2 separate regions of the Homo sapiens genome follow, and region 1 is linked to region 2. Evidence: read pairs that join two places in POLR2A ChIA-PET (ENCODE). Cell type or tissue: endothelial cell of umbilical vein. All regions are shown on one strand. Each heading gives the region's core, and the rest is flanking DNA. Links, peaks and the distances in the headings are about the cores only. Region 1 overlaps SAR1B (secretion associated Ras related GTPase 1B). Region 2 overlaps PCBD2 (pterin-4 alpha-carbinolamine dehydratase 2).

Region 1 (4,398 bases), core at 271-4,270, 300 kb after region 2:
CTATCTCAACCTTTCCTGCAGCTCACATTCATTTCAACTCATATTTTTTAATTAATCAAAAGCATATGTGATCTATTCTGGTGTGGAAAAGAAAACATTTTTGAAAAGGAAAAAAAAGCATATGTGAAAACCTACATATATCCTATGATCTGGCAGTTCTACTCCTAGTTACTTACCCGAGAGAAATGAGAAAATACATTTACCAAAAACCTTGTACAAAAATGTTTATACTAGCTTTATTTGTTGGTGGTGAGTTATTATTATTTTTTTTTTTTGAGTCAGTGTCTCACTCTGTGGCCCAGGCTGGAGTGCAATGGCACAATCGCGGCTCACTGCAGCCTCAACCTCCCAGGTTCAAGTGTTCCTCCCACCTCAGTCTCCCAAGTAGCTCGAACTACAGGCACATGCTACCACATCTGGCTAATTTTTTAATTTATTTGTAGAGATAGGGTTTCACCATGTTGCTTAGGCTGGTCTTGAACTCCTGGGCTCAAGCGATCCTCCCATCCAGCCTCCCAAAGTGCTGGGATTACAAGTGTGAGCCACCATACCCAGCCTATACTAATTTTATTTGTAATAGCCAAAAACTGGAAACACCTCAAATGTCCATCAAAAAGGAAATTGATAAATAATGGAATGCTACTTAGCAAGAAAGATGAATAAACCACTGATACATTCAGTCATATTATGCTACATGGCAGAAGCTGGTCATAAAAAGTTATCTACTGTATGATACCATTTATATGAAATTCTAGAACAGACAAAACTAACCTGTGGTGATAGAATTCAGATCAGTGGTTGCTTCCGGAGATGAAAATGGGGATTGACTGGGAAGGGGCTAGAGGAGACTTTCTGGGATGTTAACAGTGTTCTGTATCTTAAATAGCCTAATTCAGACTTCTTTTATAAAGCAGAAAGTATATTGGGGATTATTACCATAGAGGTGGTTTGCTAACTAAGCATTATCTTTTCCTTATGAACAGTGACTTTGAATATAGATTGTATTAAATATTTTATTCATTTGGCAATCTACACATAGAATTTCTTTCTTTCTTTTTTTTTTTTTTTTGAGACAAAGTCTCGCTCTTGTCCCCCAGGCTGGAGTGCAATGGTATGATCTCAGCTCACTGCAACCTCCACCTCCCGGGTTCAAGCGATTCTCTTGCCTCAGCCTCTCGAGTAGCTGGGATTACAGGAGCCTACCACCACTCCCGGCTAATTTTTGTATTTTTAGTAGAGACGGGATTTCACCATGTTTGCCAGGATGGTCTCGAACTCCTCACCTCAGGTGATCCGCCCCCCTCGGCCTTCCAAAGTGCTGGGATTACAGGCATGAGCCACCGTGTGCCCTGCCCTTTTTTTTTTTTTTTTTTTTCCGAGATGGAGTCTCGCTCTGTTGCCCAGGCTGGAGTGCAGTGGCCAGTCTCGGCTCACTGCAACCTCCGCCTGCCACATTCTCCTGTCTCAGCTTCCCTAGTAGCTAGGATTACAGGCATCTGCCACCACGCCTGGCTAATTTTTGTATTTTTAGTAGAGACGGGGTTTCACCACATTGGCCAGGCTGGTCTCAGAACTCCTGATGTCTCAAGTGATCCACCCGCCTCGGCCTCCCGAAGTGCTGGGATTAGAGGCATGAGCCACTGCACCTGGCCTACATACAGAATTTCTTTATTTATTATTGTTATTTTTTGAGACGGAGTCTTGCTCTGTCGCCCAGGCTAGAGTGCAGTGGTGCAATCTCGGCTCACTGCAAGCTCCGCCTCCCGCGTTCATGCCATTCTCCTGCCTCAGCCTCCTGAGTAGCTGGGACTACAGGCGCCTGCCACCACGCCCAGCTAATTTTTTGTATTTTTTTAGTAGAGACGGGGTTTCACCGTGTTAGCCAGGATGGTCTCGATCTCCTGACCTCGTGACCCACCCGCCTCAGCCTCCCAAAGTGCTGGGATTACAGGCGTGAGCCACCGCCCCCGGCCCAGAATTTCTTCTTATTTTCAGACAGAATCTCTCTCTGTTGCCCAGGCTGGAGTGCAATGGCGCAATCTCGGCTCACTGCAACCTCCGCCTCCTGGGTTCAAGTGATTCTCCTGCCTCAGCCTCCTGAGTAGCTGGGATTACAGGCACCTGCCACCATGCCTGGGTAATTTTTTTTTTTTTTTTTTGAGATGGAGTCTCGCTCTGTTCCCCAGGCTGGAGTGCAGTGGGGCAATCTCGGCTCATTGCAACCTCTGCCGCCAGGGTTCAAGCGATTCTCCTGCCTCAGCCTCCCTGGTAGCTGGGATTTCAGGCACCTGCCGCTGCACCCAGCTAATTTTTTGTATTTTTAGTAGAGACGGGGTTTCACCTCGTTAGCCAGGATGGTCTCGATCTCCTGACCTCGTGATCTGCCCATCTCGGCCTCCCAAAGTGCTGGGATTACAGGCGTGAGCCACCGCGCCCGGCCCCCAGAATTTCTTAAGAAGATAAAAACTCTGGGCTAAAGTAGCTACACTAAAACTTATGTTGTCATTATGGGGCACTTGTGCTTTTGGCCATAAGTGAGTACTGGTTCTGGAATTACCCTCCCACTGTACACAACTAGAAAACCGGACAAAAAAAGATGCTACAACTGTTTTCAGACATTGGGCAACAGCTACCACAGGACTGTGATTCCTGAGAGAAAGGAAACAACTCTATTTTGGTTTTATGCCAAGAGGTAATTTTCAGACCATGGTGCAAAGAGAGGACACCCAAACATAGTCCAATAGTCTTGCTGAGTTGAGGAGATGTAGACCAGAATTTGGAAAGGCCAACAGGACTAGAATTTTTTTGCTAGGACAGAGAGGAGGGAGTACCGGAGAGGAGGGACCTCTGGAGAGAAAGGACTCTAGAAATTTACATAGCTGAATACCAATCTGTGCATGCAATGGGTAAAGCTCCAAAAGGCTAGTCAAAGAACAATTGTAAGAATGCTGTTAGCCAAATAATTACTAGAGCTCTCATGGGGCCAGGAATTGTTGTTTAATCCCATTTAGCCTTCTAACAAATGTTAAAAACTGATCTGTAAGCAAGTGAACTGTCAGAACAAAATTCAACCTTCTTCAAAAGACTACAACAAAATCCAGCACTCAATATGAAATTACTAGACATGCAAAGAAACAGGAAAGTGATTCAGTCAGTAGAAACAGACACAAGTGTGACAAAGATGATGGAATTAGCAGATTAAGACATAAGACAATCGTTATGAATGTGCTCAGGGATTTAAAGGAAAACACAAACATGAGGAAAGAAATGGAAGATATAACACAGAATCAAATGAAACTTCTAGAAATGAAAAATACAGTATTTGAAATGAAAATTTCTTTTTTTTCTTTCTTTCTTTTTTTTAATAGAGACAGGGTCTCCCTGGGTTGCCCAGGCTGGTCTCGAACTCCTGGGCTCAAGTGATTCTCCCACCTTGGCCTCCCAAAGTCTGGGCTTACAGGTGTGAGCTACCATGCCCAGCCTGAAATGGAAATTTCACTGGATAGGATTAATAGTAAATTAGATAGTGCCAGTACTGCAGAAAGAAAGACCACTAAACTTAACTCAATGCAACAGAAACTCCAGAATGAAGCACAGAGAGAAAAGTGACTGAAAGCAAAATAAACAGAGCCTCAATGACTGGTGAGACAACATCAGGCAGTCTAACAAACCTGCAACTGAAGTCCCAGAAGTGGAAGGGAGGAGAAAGAAAGATAGTTATGGAAATAATGGCCACAATTTTTTATGGTAATTGTTTTTGTAATTAAAGACTGTCTTATGTCAGCCATAAGAGAAAATTATTTCACCTGTATCATTTAAGATGAATTATATGAACAATTATTAGATTGGAGCAGTTATTTGAATTCATAGCAAATAATTGTCTGAAGAGATTAACATTTTCAGCAGGAAGAATAGAGAAGGAAAAATAAATGTTGGATTTGTGGTGAGTAGAATACTAGAACTGAATATTACAATTATTTGTTATATTGTCAGTATGAATTGGTGTATATCTAATTACAAAAAAGTATTATTGTACCAGTTTGTAAATGTTTGATTTGACCTTATTTGCAATAAAAGTAAATCAAACATTAAGTAGTAAATATAAGCTATTGTTAGAAATGCTTGTTCCCTGGTGCTGTAAAGGATAGCACTTGAACATAAATTTAATTTCCTCAGCAAGGCCATTTTTACTTTCTGCAGAAAGGGTACACTTGCCAGCAGTTTTGCCACAAGAGTACACCGAACAAAGGAGACAGGGTCATTTATAATCTGATGCGTCCACCCTACTGCTGTGTCCGGTTTCCATTGGCTGGAATGGGACCTCACATTCTGTATTTGTCCTGATTGGCTAGCAACTTAGAACTTTTTAAAAGAGGCAAAGGCAGAGGAGAACAAAGG
Region 2 (4,398 bases), core at 75-4,074:
TTTCCCTTCAAAAAGATGATGTCAACTGGGTGCAGTGGCTCATGCCTGTAATCCCAACACTTTGGTAGGCCGAGGCGGGCAGATCACCTGAGGTCAGGAATTCAAGACCAGCCTGGCCAACATGGCAAAACCCCATCTCTACTATAAATACAAAAAATTAGCTGGGCATGATGGCGGGCGCCTGTAATCCCAGCTACTCTGGAGGCTGAGGCAGAAGAATCACTTGAATCTGGGAGGTGGAGGTTGCAGTGAGCCAAGATCGCACCATTGTACTCCAGACTGGGTGACAAGAGTGAAACTCCATCTGAAAAAAAAAAAAATAGATGATGTCAAATGACACTCTCAGCTCATCACTATCACCTCCCCATCACAACTGTACTTCCCTACCCTGCCGAGACTCCAAGGGCCAGCGTTTCTGTCCCTCCCTTTTTTCCCTTGTCCCTCTGTTCCTCCATTGCATTCATTTAGCAAAAGTTCAGTCCTTGTTAAGCCCAACTCTGCATCTACTCCAGCTTGTGCACAGCAGCGGAACACAGCAGGAAAAAAAACATACAAAATGTTCACTTTAAATGTTTGACCCCAAATCTGTAGTGACACTGAGAACTGCTTAGCAACCAGCCACGTTTCTCAAGTTTTTTCACTATCTTAGTCTCCAAAATGACTATTCCACTCCTTCTCTTATCTCCCCAGGTCTCCAACACTCTTCCCTTCCACCCCTACTTGCTCTCAATTGATGATCTCACTAAAAAACAAAAGCAATCAGGAGAGAATGGCCCTCTTTTTCCCAGGATGAATGTAACGGCCTATTGGCATCTAAACCACAATGGACATATCATCGCTGTGCCTCCACTGCCCATCTGATCCTGTCCTCTCCTGCCTAACTGGACCATGCTCTCACAGTGATCCCCTCTGACAACTCACAAACTGCTGTCTCAGCCTGAACTCCAGCCTCTTACACCCACCTCCTAACCCAATAACTCCATTTGGATGACTAATAAGTACCTCAAACCTGACATGTGAAAACAGGATTCTCACCTCCATACCCCTGCCCCCCACCTTGCACCCCATCTTCCACAGCTCAGTAAATGGCTCCAGTGGCACTACCCTTTACACTATAGCTTGAACCAAAACCTTGGTGCCATCCTTGACCCTCCCCTATCACACATCCAATCATTCAGCAAGTCTTGATTATTCTACTTTCAAAATATGTGGAACCCTACATTTCTCTCCATCCCCACTGATACCTCCATAAGACCCCCATCATCCCCGGTCTAGACATCTGCAACAGTGTTCTACAGAGTCTGCCTGCTTCCACTCTGACCTTCCTACCGCCTATTCTGAGCAGAACAGCCAGGGTGATTTTTTAGAACACAGCCACAGGATGACACTTCTCTGCCTGAAATCCTCCATTAGCTTTCCTTCACAGAATAAAATCCAAACTCCTCACCACGCCAAGAAGGCCCCCATGCTCTGACCCTTCCCCTCGTCTCCTCGCCTGCTCCACTCCACACTGGCCTTCTGCTTCTGGCTCAATCATGCCAAGGTCATTCTGCTTTGGAAACTCTGTGCTTGCTGTTCTCCAGCTGGAAAGCTCTTCCCTTGGATCACCATGTGCTGAGCTCCTTCACATTATTCAGGCCTCAGAGATCCCCTCCCCAGAGAGGACTTTCCAGACCACTCTACCTCCAAGAGTGCCTCTGTCCCCCTCCACTCCAATTCCCTACTTTATTCTTCAGGGTACTCATCACTAGCTGAAATTATATTTCCTATTCATCTGTTTATTGTTTATTTTCCCACTGGGATGGGAGCTGTATGAGCTTAGAGTAGCACCTAGCACACAGAAAATGCTTAATAAATCTTTGTTGAATTAATAAATATTTCATGATAAAATTTAAAAAATTTTTTTAAATGTAACCACATGTATAACTGGCATGCTCTGGCATACTTGGCAAACAAACATACCCATGGAGAAAGACCAGAAGAGAACAGAGAAAAATAAAAGTAGTTGCGATTGGAAATTTTTTTTACTTACACCATCCTATTTTAATGTTATGCTGTTGTTACAATAAAAAACAATGGCTTTTCTGTCCTAAATGAAAGATGAATGAGGACCCATCAGCGCCAGAGGGTCACTACTCTACTCACGAGTTGTGAGCAAGAGAAAACCAACTCCTGACACCTGGGCGCTGGCCTGGTACTATCAACCAGTCCTTGGTGCTCTCCTTTCGAACATCAACATCAACACCAGACAAGGCCACTCTGTGACCATGATGGATGAAGACAAAAACAAGACCACTCTGCAATACCTGAACACAGACAAAACATGAACATTGTCCAAGCCACAAAATACCAAACATCCTCCTCTCCCAGCTAATGAGTGACTATTGCTTCTTCTTCAGTTTCAGCTTTGGCACTGCTTTAATCTACTCTCCCTATAGATACGATTTATTAAAATACCAAATGACAGAGTTGCCCATTTCCTGACAGCATCTAATCCAGAGTAAAGTCCCCAAATCACTACCACAGCCCAAATCCTATATGGGCTCACCCCACGGTGCCCTTTGGTGTGCACTCTCCCTCACAGCAATAAGCAATAAGCTCAACTTGTTCGACTGTAGGTGTGTTCCTAGTTGTGTTTCGCTGGAGGGCACTGACAACTGTCAGGACACCAGTTACCATTACAGGCCATGGTACACGCAGAAGTCATAGGAGCCTAGTGGGAAAACTGACCCCCGGATATAATCTCAGTGTTGGTTCTCTGAATACATTCCCTGACATCAGCTGATTTTCTTGTCATCTGCCTCTTTTTCCTAAAAGTTGGGTGAATGGGAAAAAAAAAGTCTACTTAATTAAATGCCCCAGTGAATAATGTTACAATCAATCCAGTATGCTTCCCTACCATTGCTGAAAGTCACCCTGAGCGCAAGGTCAGAATGGTGCTGGAGGACTGAATCATAGGCAGGGCCTGAGGCAACACCATTCGAGTACTTTAAGCCACATGTTCAAGCCCAATAAATTAGGCCAGGTTTAAAGAAGTCAAGCTGTACATATGTAAGAATTTTAATAAGCTTGGAAAATGCTACCTAGAGCTTATGCACAGGCTTACTGTACCAATGGGATTCCCTGCCACCAGCCACAGCGTGCTAAGCCCCTAACAAGAGCTGTTGAGCACGTGGGGCAGCGGGGACAGGGAGTCTGCTTGGTCCAGGTTTCCTTAGGAGTTGGAGACTCACAGCAGAGGCTGGCAGCCAGATGGATAGAGAACAGAATCGGGCATGCAGCTCAGTGGAGCCAATGACATTTACTAGGAAAACATGCCGAAGGTTTCTTTGGTGCAAATCTGGTCCTCACACACCCTTCTAGAAACTAGCAAACACTGTAATCAATGTCTGCATTTATCAAATGCCTGTTTGTACCCAGAACTGTGTTGGGTACAATAGAGAGTTATTTAAGCAAACATGGTCTCTGACTTCTAGATGCCGACACCCAATATAAATAAAAACAATAAATCTGTCCAAAGGATTACCAAACTAACTGAACAAACAAAATAGTCAAAAGCATTTACCTTTTACAAATGCAGTGGTGTAATAACTGAAGGTTAAGTCATGGGAGATGACTCTCTAAACAGGGTGGGTCCCTAATGGAACAGTTACCTTGTTAAAGCTGACTTCCAAGGGGGAGGTCAGGTTTTAAGAAAAGGTTCAGGATCTGGCTACTGGGCTGGAGAAAAATAAGCCAGTCAGGGAAAAGGGTGCAGCCTGGGAGATGACTGAGAGATAGAAATTTAACTGCAGGAAGAAAGAAAAATTACCAACGGCCCAGAAAAAGTCAGGGAAAATAAGTCAAGCAGGTACATCTTCCTCAACCAGTTTTATTCATGCCCCTTTCTGATAAGTATAAAAAGCTCAGGCTGGGCACAGTGGCTCATATCTCTATTCCCAGCACATTGGGAGGCCAAGGCAGGAGGATCGCTTGAGGCCAGGAATTTGAGACCAGTCTGGGCAACATAGCCAGACCCTGCCTCTCCAAACAATGCAAAAATTAGCTGGGCATGGCACATGCCTGTAGTCCCAGCTACTCAGGAGGCTAAGGTGGGAGGATCACCTGAGCCCAGGAGGTCGAGGCAGCAGTAAGCCACAATCATACCACTGTACTCCAGCCTGGGCAACAGAGCAAGACCCTGTCTCAAAAAATAATAATCAATAATAAAAGGCTTACACTCTCTTTTAATGTTATTTGAAATTTCAAAAGAAACTACATATCCTAACCAACACCATACCAAAGCAATAGTGGTTTCAGAATTTGTTTTCCAAGTAACACAAACCACCCTCTTCCCCCAGAGCTAAACACCACCCAGGTGGGTGGTAGCAACTGTCAACAAGGATGTCACTCTATCAC

Evidence for each region. Peaks named below come from ENCODE experiments on the same cell type or tissue, not always from the same donor. Only the 100,000 strongest peaks of a DNase experiment are listed, where the experiment ranks them.
Region 1: POLR2A ChIA-PET joins it to region 2 with 9 read pairs; 5 of 35 experiments call an interaction of 5 or more read pairs at or near these places.

What each region holds. Positions count from the first base shown.
Region 1 is chr5:134,613,109-134,617,506 of GRCh38, reverse strand. The region is part of intron 3 of SAR1B (secretion associated Ras related GTPase 1B); the gene reads left to right. Among named protein-coding and RNA genes, the nearest start is that of SAR1B, 18 kb to the left of the region's middle. In endothelial cell of umbilical vein, for the core only: no CTCF peak of the experiment used is centred there; no DNase peak of the experiment used is centred there; H3K27ac peaks cover 241 bases.
Region 2 is chr5:134,910,598-134,914,995 of GRCh38, reverse strand. The region is part of intron 2 of PCBD2 (pterin-4 alpha-carbinolamine dehydratase 2); the gene reads right to left. Among named protein-coding and RNA genes, the nearest start is that of PCBD2, 7.7 kb to the right of the region's middle. In endothelial cell of umbilical vein, for the core only: no CTCF peak of the experiment used is centred there; no DNase peak of the experiment used is centred there.